Linked DNA regions of Homo sapiens: region 2 is linked to region 1. A link is a contact called in ENCODE Hi-C or POLR2A ChIA-PET data. All regions are on one chromosome and are shown on one strand. Each heading gives the region's core, a stretch centred on a gene start or an enhancer-like site at or near the end of the contact. The rest is flanking DNA. Distances are from core to core; before and after follow the strand shown.

The links. Hi-C counts contacts between places; a loop is a spot of excess contacts on that map. ChIA-PET counts read pairs that join two places held with the same protein, here RNA polymerase II (POLR2A). Pooled maps may share reads with other maps.
Region 2: a loop to region 1 is called in a map of PC-9, with 16 times the contacts of the local background. The contact joins the promoter of NCOA7 here to the promoter of RSPO3 in region 1. A Hi-C loop is called at or near these places in 1 of 168 maps with a recorded cell type or tissue (PC-9), 13 of 37 single-sample maps with no recorded cell type and 18 of 50 pooled maps. POLR2A ChIA-PET finds 5 or more read pairs at or near these places in 2 of 52 experiments (H1 and activated naive CD4-positive, alpha-beta T cell).

Annotation. Positions count from the first base shown.
Region 1 is chr6:127,115,660-127,122,802 of GRCh38, reverse strand. It overlaps RSPO3 (R-spondin 3), which reads right to left and starts at 4,132. Exons shown (of 5, transcript NM_032784.5): 1 at 3,514-4,132. The coding sequence starts at 3,610. LOC105377989 (a long non-coding RNA gene) reads left to right here. Exons shown (of 14, transcript XR_002956387.2): 4 at 1,067-3,902.
Region 2 is chr6:125,789,710-125,797,071 of GRCh38, reverse strand. It overlaps NCOA7 (nuclear receptor coactivator 7), which reads right to left and starts at 6,112. Exons shown (of 16, transcript NM_181782.5): 1 at 6,005-6,112. RefSeq lists enhancers at 5,530-5,629, 5,825-6,325, 6,326-6,826 and silencers at 5,850-6,689, 7,280-7,362.

The DNA.
Region 1 (7,143 bases), core at 2,883-5,382:
TACTATTAGGTATTTAATTCTTTGACATTGATCACCATTATATAAAATAATGAGTTCAAAAATTTCCAGTCAAGGAGAACAGTTTATTCTCTAAACCTATTGAATAAATGATGGCCTTGAGACCATCTAATTTATTACTTAATAAACCTGATATCTTCTCTATGACCAGAATATAGAATAAAGGTGTACATAACTGTGAGATTCATGGCAGGAGACAAGTTCCACTTGCTAGATATATGGCATTATGTAGGTTACTGAGCCTCTAGTTCTCAGGCCTTTTCTTTCTAAGATGGGAAGATAAGTACCTGCTTCTTCACTTCAGTGGCTATTTCAGGGCCCAAGCAACTAATCCACGTGAAAATGTGAGGCCCCACTAAGATTCTGTGGCTATCATTATGGCAAAAAAAAAGTGCTTCTTAATGTTATTAGCACACAATCTGGAATTCAAAGGTTGAGTCATTTTTAAGAGCTGTATACCAATTCAAATAGATAAAAATTTATTGTGTATTTATTCACCCATAACTAAATAGACATTTTAAAGTACAAGGGTCTTGTCTTAAAACATTGTTTCTTTTATGAGAAGAAACACTAGTTTGTAATAACTAGGATCACTAGTTTATATCAAAGTAGAGACAAATGGAATTACAGTTGTTTTAGGGAAACAGGAGAATACTGATATGGCTTTATTTGCTATTTCTGAGGATAATGCATGATTCTTTGGACATGACAATATTTAACACTTCAAATGAATGTTCTTGTTTACAAAAAAGTTTCCTACTAAATCAAGAGAGACCATTAAATTTTTTGTAGAAGTTTTTAACACCTAATTTTCTACCTGTCATATCTTTATTGATGATTTTAAGCTTAGGAAATTGAAACTATATAACTACAGGCCAGAAGACTCCTTAAATATTCACTTAATTGTCTCTTGAAGAAACAATTAGGATAGCCAGCCTCTTTTGAAAACACGTTTGACCACATGTTTTCATTTTAAAAACTTTTCCTAGTCCTTACTTGAGAAACAGGAACTGTGAATTGAATCTTTTTGTTCGTTTTTTTCCCCCAGAGATTTCAAAACAAACGGTATATCTGAGTTTGTGCACATGCAGTTTGACCTTGAGTTTCTGGGCATTTAAAGAGGACCTCTCTACCCTCCACTCCTTCCTCCTTAAGTCATACTGCACCTGCCAAGAGTCTAGTCTGTCTCCTCCGAGGACGCAAGGGGTCGCCCCTCTACCAGGATTGCACCAGCAAACCAAGCCGCAAACGCAGACTCAAGTGCGAAGGAGCAAGAGCATCGCTGTGGGTGCTGTCTCCCAGTCCCACTCCCACAGAAAAATTGGAATTGCAACCCAGTTCCACTATTCCTTCTTTCATCCCCTCAACACAAACAGAGGTCTCCTTTGACTTGGCCTTGAGATGATTAAGGCAGGTCGAAAAGCAGTTTGCCTTTTGACTCCTCTCGGCCCAACCTAGAGGTGCATCATCCCACAGCTCCCTGAGGCAGCGCCCGGGGAAAGCTTCCTGCGCCGTGGTCCTCGCTGGGGGAGGTGGGCACAAAAGGACTACAAGCTTTCTTTCCTGTGTCTTCCTTCAGAATCAGGGGCCCCAAAACTGCAAAGCGAGACGCCTCTGACACTCAGTACCCTGTCCCTCCTTGACAAGTGTGTGGCTCCCAGCCCGGGGGTCCTCGGTGGGGGTAAAGGAGAGAGCGTGCTCTGGGACGCCCAATGGGCACGGGCTGGAAGAGCGGATGGAAAGCAGAGTGGGTTGCGCTCCAGCCCGGGCTCCCTATGCCCACTGACCCTGAGACTCAATTCCCCAGGCCAGACCCTGGGAGGAGAGGAGGCGGGGACCGCCAGGCGCGTGGACACCGCTGAACCCCAGGCCTCCCCTTCCGCGTCCGGGCCGGAATGAAAGAGTGGGTGGGGAGTTACCAGAGTACACACCATTCGGAGGCCAAGAATAATAAATCGGATGCCCTGACATATTTAGTTTGGGCTCTCCTGCCCCCTGCTAGGTGATCCTAAAGGCGGTGAGGCCCGGCCAGGGCCCCTGTCGCTCTGGCACTGCCACCTTTTTAAAAGGCAATTTTCAGGTGAATCAAACCTTGTCTGGCCGAGGCCAGCAATACAAAGGGAGCTTTCAGGGGACCCTCATGCCCAGGGGCAGGGCAGGGACAAACAGCGGCCGAGAAGCGATTACTAAATTTCCATCTCACACAAGCCGGTGTTGTGTCCTCCGCGCTGCCCCGACGTCTGCCCCGAAAGGCTTCCCGGGCGGGACGCTGGGAGAGGGATCCCCTTGGGAAACCAGGTGGGGCCGCTGGGCCTGGGCTGCACGCCGCGGAGGTGCGAGAGCCCAGAGCAGCAGCATCGCTTCCTGCCCCTCGCGAGCTCCAGGAGAAGTTTCCTCCTCCCTCTCTCCACCAGCGCCCCCAACCATAGAGCCAGGGTCGCCCCTGCTCTGAGATCTGCGAAAGGACTCCCCATGGGAACACAGACACTAGAGCAGCGAGGGCGCCAGGCTACCCTGGAGCGAGGAGAGGTGACACCTTCGCATCTGTCCCTTCATCTTGGGAAGATTCTACCTTTCAGACAGACCAACCCAGGTTGAGGCTGCCGTGGTGGTGTCCGCTTAATTCCAGCTAGGACACCGTCTTAAGAAGCCATCACAATCCAACCCTCCAAATAACAGCATTAAGGGCAGCGAGGAGGCGAATCTTTAGGGAGACCCCACTCTCTGTACGTGTGTGTCCCAGGGGACACACTTGAAAGGGCCAGAGATGGTACAGACGCTCACATGTGACAAGAGAGAACCTGGAAACTCCGCACCTCCGGCTCCCCACAGCTGGGGTTTTGCTGTCTTCAACCCTCGGGCGGGGGACGTCCGGCAGCTCTGCAAACGCGCAGACACGCGAACCCCATCGCCTCGCGCGCCCTTTGGCTCCGCTGGTGCGTGTCGGGGATGCGGCCGCGCAGGCGCTCGCTCCCTGGCTTCCTGGCCGGGTAGCGGGCGTTCGGCTACCGGAGTCCAGCCTAAGGGCCCAGCCGAGGTCTCCCCGCGCGAGGCGGTTGCGCTAGGTGAGCGGGTACCGCGGCCGCGCCTCCCTTGTCATTTACTCAGCGGTCAGAGGCATCCTGCGTCTGGGAGTCCCAAGTGCCTTCGGCTGGGTGCCCCTGTCCGATCCTCAAAAGGAAAGCACAAATCCCGGGTGCGAGTCTAACCCAGGACCGAACTTTCCCGCGAACCTGAAGTTACCATGGGGCGGGAGCCACCTTAGCGCCGCGTCCGCCCGCCCCTCGCACCGGCTAGGATGCTGCGGAAGGCAGGGGCGCCGAGAGGCAAGGGTGAAAGACGCCGTCCATACCCCCAAAGCCCGAACCTGCATCTCCTCTGCGAGGCGCAGGGCGGGAGGACCGCTGCAGTTGGGAGCCGGCTCCGGACAGGCAAAGCGACCCGACAGGTGAACGCGGCGGGAGGGAGCAAACGCGTAAAAAACCCTGCACTTACTTCTTCGCTGGCGCCTTCCCCGGGAGGCGTTTTGGCTGCCGATGTATTCCATAAAGTTCAAAATGATAAAAAGCCAAGAAATCAGTCGCAAGTGCATAGTAACCCAGTAATGCTTCCCTTCCTTTCTCCTCTTTCTTTTGATTGTTAATTATATTTAATGTTTTTAAAATATATGTAGGTGTTAGGCGTATATAGACAGTGCCCGAGCAGCGGGACTTCTCCTCTCACATCCGATAGGCGTGCTGTGATGGCAAGCGAAGTGGGGCGGGTGGACAGGGAAACCAACTATTGTACTTTCAAATTATCCAAGCACTGAACTGCGGCGGCTTCGCTGGGGTGGCTGGCATCGCCGCGAACCGGGGTTCCAGGAGCCGCCGGGGCGGCCGCAGGTAGCATGTTGTGCGGCAACTGCCGCAGGCGGGATCCGGGCGGGCGAGCGGCGGCGGCGGCGGCTGCAGCGGCGGCCCCTTGGGCTCAGAAGCTGCGGCGGCTGCGGCTGCAGCGGCGGGGGCCCCTGGAGCGCAGGGGAGCGGGCGCCGTCGGCACAGCGGCCATGGCCAAGGGGCGGCGGAGAGACCCCGAGCTGCTTCTGGCGTGCGCGAGCAGGAGACGCTCCAGTGTTGGGCTGGGCTCCCGGGAGCACCACATAGGGGAGGAGGAGGAGGAGGGCAGGGAGGGGGGAGGGAGAGGAGGGCAGGGAGGGGGAGAGGAGGGGGGATGGCTGTGGGGGGCGGGGGGGAGCTCGGGGGCGGGGAAGGAAACTGCTGGAGCAACAACCCTGAGCGACCTCAATAACTTTCAATTTCAAGAGGGAAAGAGGGAGCTGGAAAAGTACAGGCGTTGCGCTTTGGCAGAGGGACGGGAAGAGGCGCCTAAGGGGTCCCGGGTCTACAGCGCAGCATCTCTGGACACTGCAGTGACGGCCGGAGAATTCCAGCCAGAAGAATGGGGAAAGCAGTGCGTGCGAAGAGCCCCTCCAGAAGGGCAGCTCTGGCGGGGAGACTTGGGCGCACTGGGGCTGGCAGGCAGTGTTGAGGCCGAAGACCCCCCACCCATCCCAGTTCGGCTCCTCTCCGCGGCCTCAAGCTAGGCGCACCCGGCTGTCGGTGGCCGTGCGCCCCTGCGCCCTTGTGCCCCAGCGCCCCCACCCCATCCCCAGCGCCGGCGCGCAACTACCCTCTCCCCCTTGGCAGATCGCTGGAGAGTTTCTGGCTGCTGACTTGTTCCCGGCTTTCCTGACCTTCTCCTCTGTTGCCTTTCTCCCTTTTTCTTTTTCTCTCTCTTTCTTTCTTTCTTTCTTTCTTTCTTTCTTTCTTTCTTTCTTTCTTTCTTTCTTTCTTTCTTTCTTTCTTTCTCTTTCTTTCTTTTCTTTCTTTCTTCCTTCCTCTTTCTTTGTCTTTCTTTCTTTCTTTCCTTCCTTCCTTCCTTCCTTCCTTCCTTCCTTCCTTCCTTCTTCTTTCTTTCTTTCTTTCCTTTCTTTCTTTCTTTTCGGCTGCAGTTGGTCGCCAGGCGGGTGGTGGGGAGGAAACTCTGTGGGTGCTGCCGGTCAGCTACTCTGAGGTTTACCTGCTCCGAGCGGGGAGGACCCAGAAGTGTGTGCGCTCAGGACCTTCCCGTTGGAAATGCAGCTGTGCTACGGCTTTCTTCCAAACCAAGGCTTTTCTGTGGCTTTGGAAGATTCCTTTCCCGCTCAGGCAATTCCCTCTATAGTCAGCTCGCCCCCCTTGGAGTTTTCTCTCCCACCCTCGGTCTCCCAGTGTTCTTGAGAGGATCTGTTGTACATTCTAATCTCGCATCTGGAAGACTGGGAATAAGATTTGGAAAGATTTTCCCAGTCTTGGGGAAGGAAGGGGAAGGTCCACTACTTTCTTATCTTCCCAGCCCAAGTGGAGGCCCAAGGCAGCAGAGAGTAAGATGCTCTGGCCCACCCAGGGATGGGAGAACAGAGGGCCGGCACCCCTGAGTGGGGCACACCCTGGCTGTCGTTAGTAAATGGTGAGCTTTCCACGTCTTTTCTCCGGTAGCACCAGCCGATGAACTTTTCAGTAATTACTGAAGAAGTATTTAGTCGAAAGTCACAAGCCTCAAGTGATTTTAACATAAGCCTGCCCTATGTATTATATTTAACAGAATATCTGAAGGACTACACTAGCACTACAGGTTAACACAGCAGCAAACTTCTGGGAGGTCACTTTGAAAGAGTCCCTGATTCATAGGTGCTTTGCTAATTTTTGTGCTCAAATAATTCAGTGTAAGTCAATTGCTAAAGCCTTGCAGAGTAGCAAGTGACACTTGCACTTCTATCTCCTTCCTCCATTTGTAATCCCTATTACTGGATTGCCTTCAATTTATGTAAATTAGGTAAATTTACATGAATTAGAGCATTTTGTAAGTTTGCAATGCTGTGAATTGTATGTCTCTGGAGTCCTTTAGTGGTATATTTGTTATACATCCCAAAAGTAGGATAGAGGCGATAAAGTGGCCTGGATGCAAAAGGAAGGGAACTTGAAATATGCATTATTTTCAAGATGCTAAAAATTAGAATCTGAGAGATGGCCTTTTGATGTTAATTCTTTAATTAAATATCATTTATTATTTTGCATGCTCGTGTTGGAATTTCGAAAGTAGGCATAGTCTCCTTTAGGTTTGATATTATGAGGAAGATGACACCTCAACAGGATTATGATTTTTGCCTTCTTTTTAAGAGCTCCCATTTACAACATCCCTCTTTCAGTGGTAGAACTTTTTCTGTACATTGTATGCACATGTGTGTGCACACCCCCACACACAGACTTTCCATCCTTTATCTGTTGCAAAGTGTCTACTTATAAATGACTGAGTTTATCACTTTGAACCAGCGAAGTTACAGATAACAAGACAATTCCAATAATGATTATCCAAAAAAGAAGCCACTCTATTTTACTGTGCCTGTCCCCATCTGCTTTGCTTTCCTTCTTGCTAATACCTCAAATCCTGAATATCTGCACCATAAAACATGGGGGATTTAAAGACTATGGGAGGCTCCCTTTGAAAAGGACTCCAGAGACAGCCTTTCTAATCTGGGATACTTGAGCCGGATGGGATGAGATTGCAAAAGGGATGTGAAAAAGCTATTTGATGAACAACTTCAGGGAAATAAACATGAAGAAAGACATTTACTTTTCACTGTGCATTGTGCAGACACATGTTAGTTTGGATGAGAACAGGAATGGCAGTGTAAGTAAATAAACAAACCAAATGAGAAGCTACAGTTCTTGAGCCATCCCAGAAAAGAAGTGCTAGATGCAGTGGGAAGGAAAAGCTTGTCAAGGAATAAGCTCTGCTCAGAGGAAACATAAGGAAAACATTAAATAAACGAGGAGAGTATTCTTTCTCTCTTGATGCTGTGCTTTAGAATAACTTTTTCCTGATCCATATTACCGTCATATTAAATGTGTGTTTACTTGCCTGGCTGAGTTTTACGTTCCCTCAACTGTCTTAGAAGCTTATGAAAAGCATGCCATGGCATATTTTCTAAAACATAGTACCTTTTTTTTTTTCTTCAAACAAGAAAACAACACTCACAGTAGCCTGTGGCTGCCAGTGGATTTCAGAGCTCAAGCCTAAAGAAAGTTAAAAACCATAGGCTCA
Region 2 (7,362 bases), core at 4,863-7,362, 1.3 Mb after region 1:
ACACTCTCCCAGATGAGTGTCATAATAAATACCAAAGCTATTTTTAATGGGTGTTAACACAATGTTTGAGAATTAGTAAAGTAAGCAAGGGCTGCTTTAAAAAGTTGATCTGGACATGCACAGGTGGCCCTCCATATCCATGGGTTCTGCATCCATGGAATCAACCAACCAAGTGCATCACTTGAGGTCAGGAGTTCGAGACCAGTCAGGACAACATGGTGAAATCCTGTCTCTACTAAAAATACAAAAATTAGCCAGGCTTGGTGGCACATACCTGTAATCCCAGCTACTCTGGAGGCTGAGGCAGGAGAATCACTTGAACCTGGGAAGTGGAGGTTGCAGTGAGCCGAGATTACATCACTGCACTCCAGCCTGGGCGACAGAGTGGGAATCTGTCTCAAAAAAAAAAAAAAAATTGAGGAAAAAAATGAATGGTTGGATGGTTGTGTACTGAACATGTACAGACTTTTTTCCTTGTCATTATTCCCCAAACAGTGTACTATAACAACTATCTACTTAGTATTTACATTGAATTGGGGTATTTTAAGTCATATAGAGATGAGTTCAAATATACAGGAGGATGTGCATAGATTATATCCAAATACTATACCATTGGATATCAGAAACCTGAGCATCCTTAGATTTTGGTATCTGCAGGGGTCCTGGAACCCACTACCTGGAACCAATCCCCTGCACGATACTGAGGGACTACTGATTTATATTGAGGTGGGTGGGGGGTGGGGAGAGAAGAAGGATGAATGATTAAATAAAATCTTCAACCCTAATTTTTTTTTATCAATCTTACATGCTATCCAAAATCATGGTTAATTTTTTACCAGAACGTCAATTTTGCTAGTAGCAAAATATAGCTATTAGCTATAACATAGCTAATATAGAAAATTACTCCTAGTATGGAAGCCTACTTGGGACACTAAGTTTCATGCAGAAGGCTCCATGAGTTTACAGAATCTCAAGGAAGAAAGGCCCCTAGAGATGACACCAGAAATGAGAGTGGCTTGCTCATGAAAATTGGACAGCATGTTCCAAGCAGAGGGAACAGCATGGAGAAGAAAAATCATACTCTATCCACGTGCAGAAACTGGCAATTAGTTTTGTATTACTAAAACACAAATGTTTAACTTGGGGGTCCACAAACAAGGATATGTTGGCAAATGGTATTTGCTGTGCATGATGACAACTTGAACTTTCATCAGGTTTTTTATGGGTCTATGAAATGGGTCAAGGGGACTTAGCTAAGAATGACTGTGGGTAAAATGCATGACAAGGAGGGATACAGACAGGAGATGAATCTCTCAGGGTCCAAGAGACCAGGGTAAGATGTGCAGATTCCTTCCTGTGTATGATGGAAATGTTTTACAGGGTCTGAAGGGGGAAGTTTAGAAGGACAGCCTGCTGAAATGGGGACAGCTTGAAATGCAGAGCAAGGCAGAATGCAGACAACACTCCAAGGCATCTAAGGAGCCAAACAGAGGCAGTGGGAATAGAACAGAGTGAATCAGAGACAGGTTAGGAGAGAAAATGAGCAGCTTCCATGTTCATATTTGCTTGCATATGCATAAAATGTCACTAGAAGATTCTCAGTTAACTAACACTGGTTACCTGTGGATTAGTGAAATGGGTGACAGGGGAATGAGGATGAGAGGGAGTACTTTCACTCTAGAGCCATGCGTACCTTTTGAACCATGAGGATACTACCTATTCTAAAAATAAATTTAAAAAAAGACATGAAGGTTATCAGAATGAGATGCCTCTATGTAAAAACCTGCCTAGGTCCCCCTCCAAACCCCCTCTTATGTTTTAAGTTGCACTTTTGAATTCAGATCATTTTTATGCCAAAGGCTACCAGACTGTACCAATGACTGACCCTTGAGAAAGGCCAATCTTTCTGCTTACTGTGGTGATAAATATATCAAGCCTAACTTATCATGTCGATGTAAATAATGAGTTACCTGGGTAAATTCAACCAACTTAACAATTAGGTGTCAAAACATCAGTATGAAGAATTAACTCCAGGAGCTCAATCTTTTAAATTTCATGGTAAATAAAAGAGGCTCAGAGAAGACTCTGATTTATTAAAACAAGGATAAATCACATGAATCACTGACGCGAAGGTCAGATTGTCGATTCACTCTGGTGAGTGTTATGCTAAGTTAGGCTAGCCCTTCAGCTAAAAATGACTTTATTCTATTGAAACTCCTGTTCAACCTATATAGCGTTTAAGGCAGGTACTCCAAATATAATTGACTTAAATTGAATGGCTTTATTAATTTCAAATTAGTAATGAGTGAATATAAATGTAAGAGTTTAAAAAAAAGTTTTGTAAAACTATGTAACATTGTTTTCCATTTGGCTAAGTTCAAATGTACTAAATTTGCAATTCTTGTTCAAAACATTTAATGTAACCCATTAAACTTGTTCATCAAAAACATACTGTGTCCAGAGATCAATTGTGCAATGGCTTCATTTATTTGGTTTTATGTTTTATAATCTGCCTTGTTCCACAAAGGATATGAGTCATCTTAAAAGAATATAATTCAATCAAATGGAAAAGTATAATTAGATAAACATCAGAATCAAGAAAAACAAGGTAGAACAGAAGCTCAAGACCATAGGAAAAGATAAAATATTGATATTAGGTTATGAATTTTTATATGATTATTAAAATTGAGTTGCAAATTTGTTCATTTCCTAGTTGCCAAGTTAGAAAGGGAAATATAATCAATGATTTGATTCTCATTTTGCATGATGAAAAGAACACACACAAACACACACACACAAGTTGTTCAGGGTAAGTAAAGCTTTTCTTTGGCATTTAAAGTTAAATGGAATTTCTTGCATGAGTCTTCAAACAGAAACTATAGAAAGTACCATGATCATAACCACATTTCGAAAGTAACATAATAGTAAGTTTCCTCTGACTGTATTAATAAAATCCCTCAGTGTGGGCATATGGGGGGGTGTTAAGGATGCAAAACAAGGTACCAAAGTACAGCTTCTGAAGATCTGGCTAGACTTCTGGTCTAACAGCTAGTATTGGAAGGGAATAGGTTGACGTCATGGCCTTTGTTCAGCCAACCCCCCGTAAACATCATTTCTCTCAATTAAGCTTCTGATCAAATTTAGCAACAGAAAATTCATATTCTCTGGCATGTACAGAAACAAATGCATTTTGTATCACTGTTGAGGGGAGACCAGTAGACAACAATCACTCTTTATGTATTCACTATATCTGAAATTCAAGGTCATACAAATTTACTTCTGTATATTTTTTTCTGCAATCAACAATTCTGATTTTAGCACAAGTGAATTGAGTGGATCCTGTTGAATTTAAACAAACAAAAAATTATGGGCTGGGATTTTAAAAACAATAGTAAATGGCATTTAGCAAGAAAGGAATAGAGGTTTCTAAAATACAGCCTTTAGGAAGATAAAGAGAGGAAATCCAGGTCTTGGATTGCATTCTGGTGGTGCTTGTGGGGGCGGAGTGCTGGGGGATCAGGAGGTAGGACCCAAAAGTGAGTCAACCAATCCCAGAGGCACTGCGCATTTGGTTGTAGGACACACAGAAGAGAAAAATACCTCTTCAAATCTGAGATTAGAGCTTTTATTTGACTGTGATTCCAAAGCCAAAGTAATAGCAGTTAAACTGAGCAGTTAAAGGCTCAACTCCTACTTGTAAAATGAACAAATAAGTGCTTATAAGTAACAAGGTAAAGAGAGCTTACTGTAACCAAAGGGGAGGGCTTTTTTGAAAAGCTTAAAGTGTGCAAGGAAGAGCCAGGTAAATTAATTGCTCAATACCCTGGGTTACAAATTTAAGAAGTGTAAAATGTAATTATCTTTATTACAGGAGGGAATTTTGGCTTTGTTTTAATAAATCATAACAAATTAATTTTTTTCATAAGTTCCCTCCCACTGTTGGTTCCTGCAGTCTTATTAACTTTTATAGGAAAGTTTTATTTCCTTATCCATCTAGGAAGAAAATAAGTAGGTTGGAGAAGCAATAGTAATAAAGTATGGCCTACCATATTGTGTAAAAATAAGTCATTTGAGTAATATGAAGTGAAGATGGTAAAGATGCATTAAAATGTCAGAAAGAAAACCTGGGAGCATGCCCAGATAATATTGTTAAGCAGAGACTGAAAGAAGTTCACACTGACTCATGAAATTCATGTGATGGAAAAAAGATGAAATCAAAACAGAAAATGTCATAGTGTAAAAATAAAGCAAATAAAGTTTGATGCAGTTAACCTTGTTTTTCTTTTTTTTTTTCAAAATGATATAACATTTTAAAGCAGGAAGACACTGTATCTTGCAAACCCTCATTTCACAATCCCCTGGCTGTCAAATTTGGAAACTGATGTGTTTCTATACCGAGGAGAAAACAGTTTAAATTGTGTATCTATATCACACATTTTGAATCATTTAAGAATCACAGACACTTCTACATGTTTTATTTCTACTTTTGCCTGTGATAAAAGACATGATAATTAGATCAAACCTGAAAAACTCAACTCTAAAATAAGTGAATACATCACTTATTAACCAAATCATTGTTTCCTCTGGCGTAACTTACAATTTTCTTTAAAACACGACTTTTACTTTTTAAATTGTGTTTGAGAGCACAGTTGAAGTTGGCATGATTACCAGTGAGACTGGAAATTTTGCAAGCTTAGACATGAAATGAACTTAAGAGTTGGGGAGAATTACCTCATAACCTTGATGACATATTACAGAAAGATAGCATATGGTCCTAAAGATGTCAGAATTGAAATATAAATGTTAAAATAACTGAGTTTGCCTATTTATACAAAGAGGCAATTTTTGAAATTCAATTAAATTTCACCGGCTACAGAACAATTCTGTGATTCTAAATTGTGGTTTTTAGATGAAAGCTTGAAACACAGTTCATTCATTCAACAAATAACTAATGGGTACTTATTCTGCATAAGATGCAGAAGATTACAGGATTTAAAAAAAAACAGATTCAAGATTCTGTCCTATTTGAGCTTATACTGAGTCACTTCTCCAAATCTCTATACCTAAGTGACTATAAAATTGGAGCTTACAGTGATGCATTTTTCAAAACTTTAAGCCTTATTGCTGAATATAAAATAAAAAATGATAGTCTGGGAAGAGGGAATCTTGCCAAAAGCTCTGATGTATAAACTTTACACCTAGAGGAGAAAAAAAGCATTAATACATAACCAGTTTCTGAGAAATACAGAGCATAACATCGAGTTGGAAGTTAGGCTGGGCACAAGGCTGCCTCTGCTGGCTGACCCGGTACATCTTTCCAGCAGAATCTCAACTCCCGACACCTGTATCAAAGTTGCCACTCTTAAAACACATCCCTTCACGTAAGCAGAGGCTCCTAAATACTCAGCACAACAATATCCCAGCCTCATCGATCTCCAGAATAATCTGACTTCTAGAAGGACCTTCTCTAAATTGGCCCTAACGTGTTGACGGTAAGGGTTTGCCCCATCGATTTTATATACCAACTAGCTAGCTCTGAAATACACAAAAATCCACAGCGACTTCTACATGCCACTAATAACCCTTTGCCTGTCTACATGTTTTGGCTAGAAAGATGGGAAGAACGCATCTGCTAATCCAGCCGGAAAAACACAGTGACATATTTCCACCTGAGCTGCTGAAAATCCAACGGTCTTCTCCCCAAATAAGCCCCATGCCAACCTGTCCTCCCCACTCTCGTACTGGCGCGCACCCCCACGAGCCCCCCAAGGGGTGGGCGGGGAAGGGTCAATCTCTCCTTCGCCCCCGCTCGGCCTCCCGAGCTCAAGCAGAGGTTTTCAGGTTCACAGGGGGCTACGCCCAGCGCCATTAGCACACCTCCGAGCGCTCCACCGAGCCCCCGGCGGGAGGCAAGTTTGGCCGGTCCTGGACCCTGCTCGCGGCCTCTCGGCGGCAGCATCAGCGGCGGGCGGCGGCGAGGGCTGGGCCCCGCCTCACCACCTACCTACAGGGCGGGGGCGCCGGCTCCTGGGGTCCGGGAGAAGGGGATCGGTCGCATGCATTTCTGGGAGCGGTGGCCTCTGCTGCTGGGCGCCGGGGAGCGCATCCTCTCGGCGGGTGGAAGGAGGGGTCAGGGGAGGACCGTACGCCGAGGAGGAGCAAGAGGAGGAGGCGGGAGCTCCGAGGCGCGCGCCCGCGGGGCCCCGCGTCCGGATCGGGTGTGCGCAGCCGCCGCAGTCGGGGTGTCTTAGGCCTCTTCCCACGCGCGACGCCTCGCCAGCCCCGCAGCTGCGCCCCCCGTCAGGGCATGGGCCGCTACGGGGTCCCGGGCCCGGCTGAAGGCGGGCAGTCACGGGTGGCGCGACGCTGTGCAGACGCCCGCCTCTAGCTCCTCCCGGCCAGTGGCGCGCGCTGCGCCTCACAGCGGTTGCGGGGGCCTGGGAGCTCGCGCCGGGCTCTGCCGCTCGGACTGCAGTTGCGGCATCCTCCCCGCCCCCCGCGACCTCCGAGCTGGGAGGCTGGGCACCCCGGCTACCCGCGGCTGCTGCAGCCTCCGCTGCCGCGATCCCGGCGGCTCCGCCCCGGAGAGCTGCGCGTGCGGCCTCCGCAGGCCTCGGCCCTTTGTGGCGCCTCCCGAGTGCGGGCGCCTTGCTGCCCCAGCGAACCGCCGCCTGGCAGCGGCACCTAGGAGGGTCCTCTTACCTCACCCCGGGCCGCTTCCCCCTTACAGTTGGCCCGCCTGGCCCCTACTCTTCGTGGGAAGTAAGGCTTTGACAGCAGAGCAGGAGTTAGAGCTTTTCCCCAGCTTTAAAGCCCTTTGACTTTCCTTCCAGCTCAGGACCGATGGCCACAATAAATTCATCCTGTGTCCCTTCTGGCGTTGCGTTTAACAGAGGGGCCCACCATCTCCTTCCCCCTCCCGTTCCCGGTACACCATCCTGGATGCTGCCAAATTGCAGTCATTACAGCAATAAGAACATAGCAGTTGGGCCCTCCAGCCGACTCTTGGCAGAGACTCGAGAGAACCTTGGAGGGGGAAGGTTTGCATCAGCTGCGGGGCCTGTGCCTGTGAGCTCCCCATCCCCAGTTGGGTGCTGTTCCCTCTGCGGTCCCATGACCAGCACTGCAACATGACTAGGAGGATCTGGCCGTGGAGTTCATTCACTCTTATACGCAGAAAAATATCCCAAGGAAGGGCCTGCAACTACTCTGTTAACAGTGTGTTACAGGCCTTCCACACAGATAAACTAGATAGCAGCCTCCTCTGGGTTGTTGACGCAGCTTAAGCTGTAATAACCTCTCTGGAAGGCGGAGCAAAGCGTTAACAGTGGTGGCTTTGGCATTTCAGCAGCAGGTGGTCAT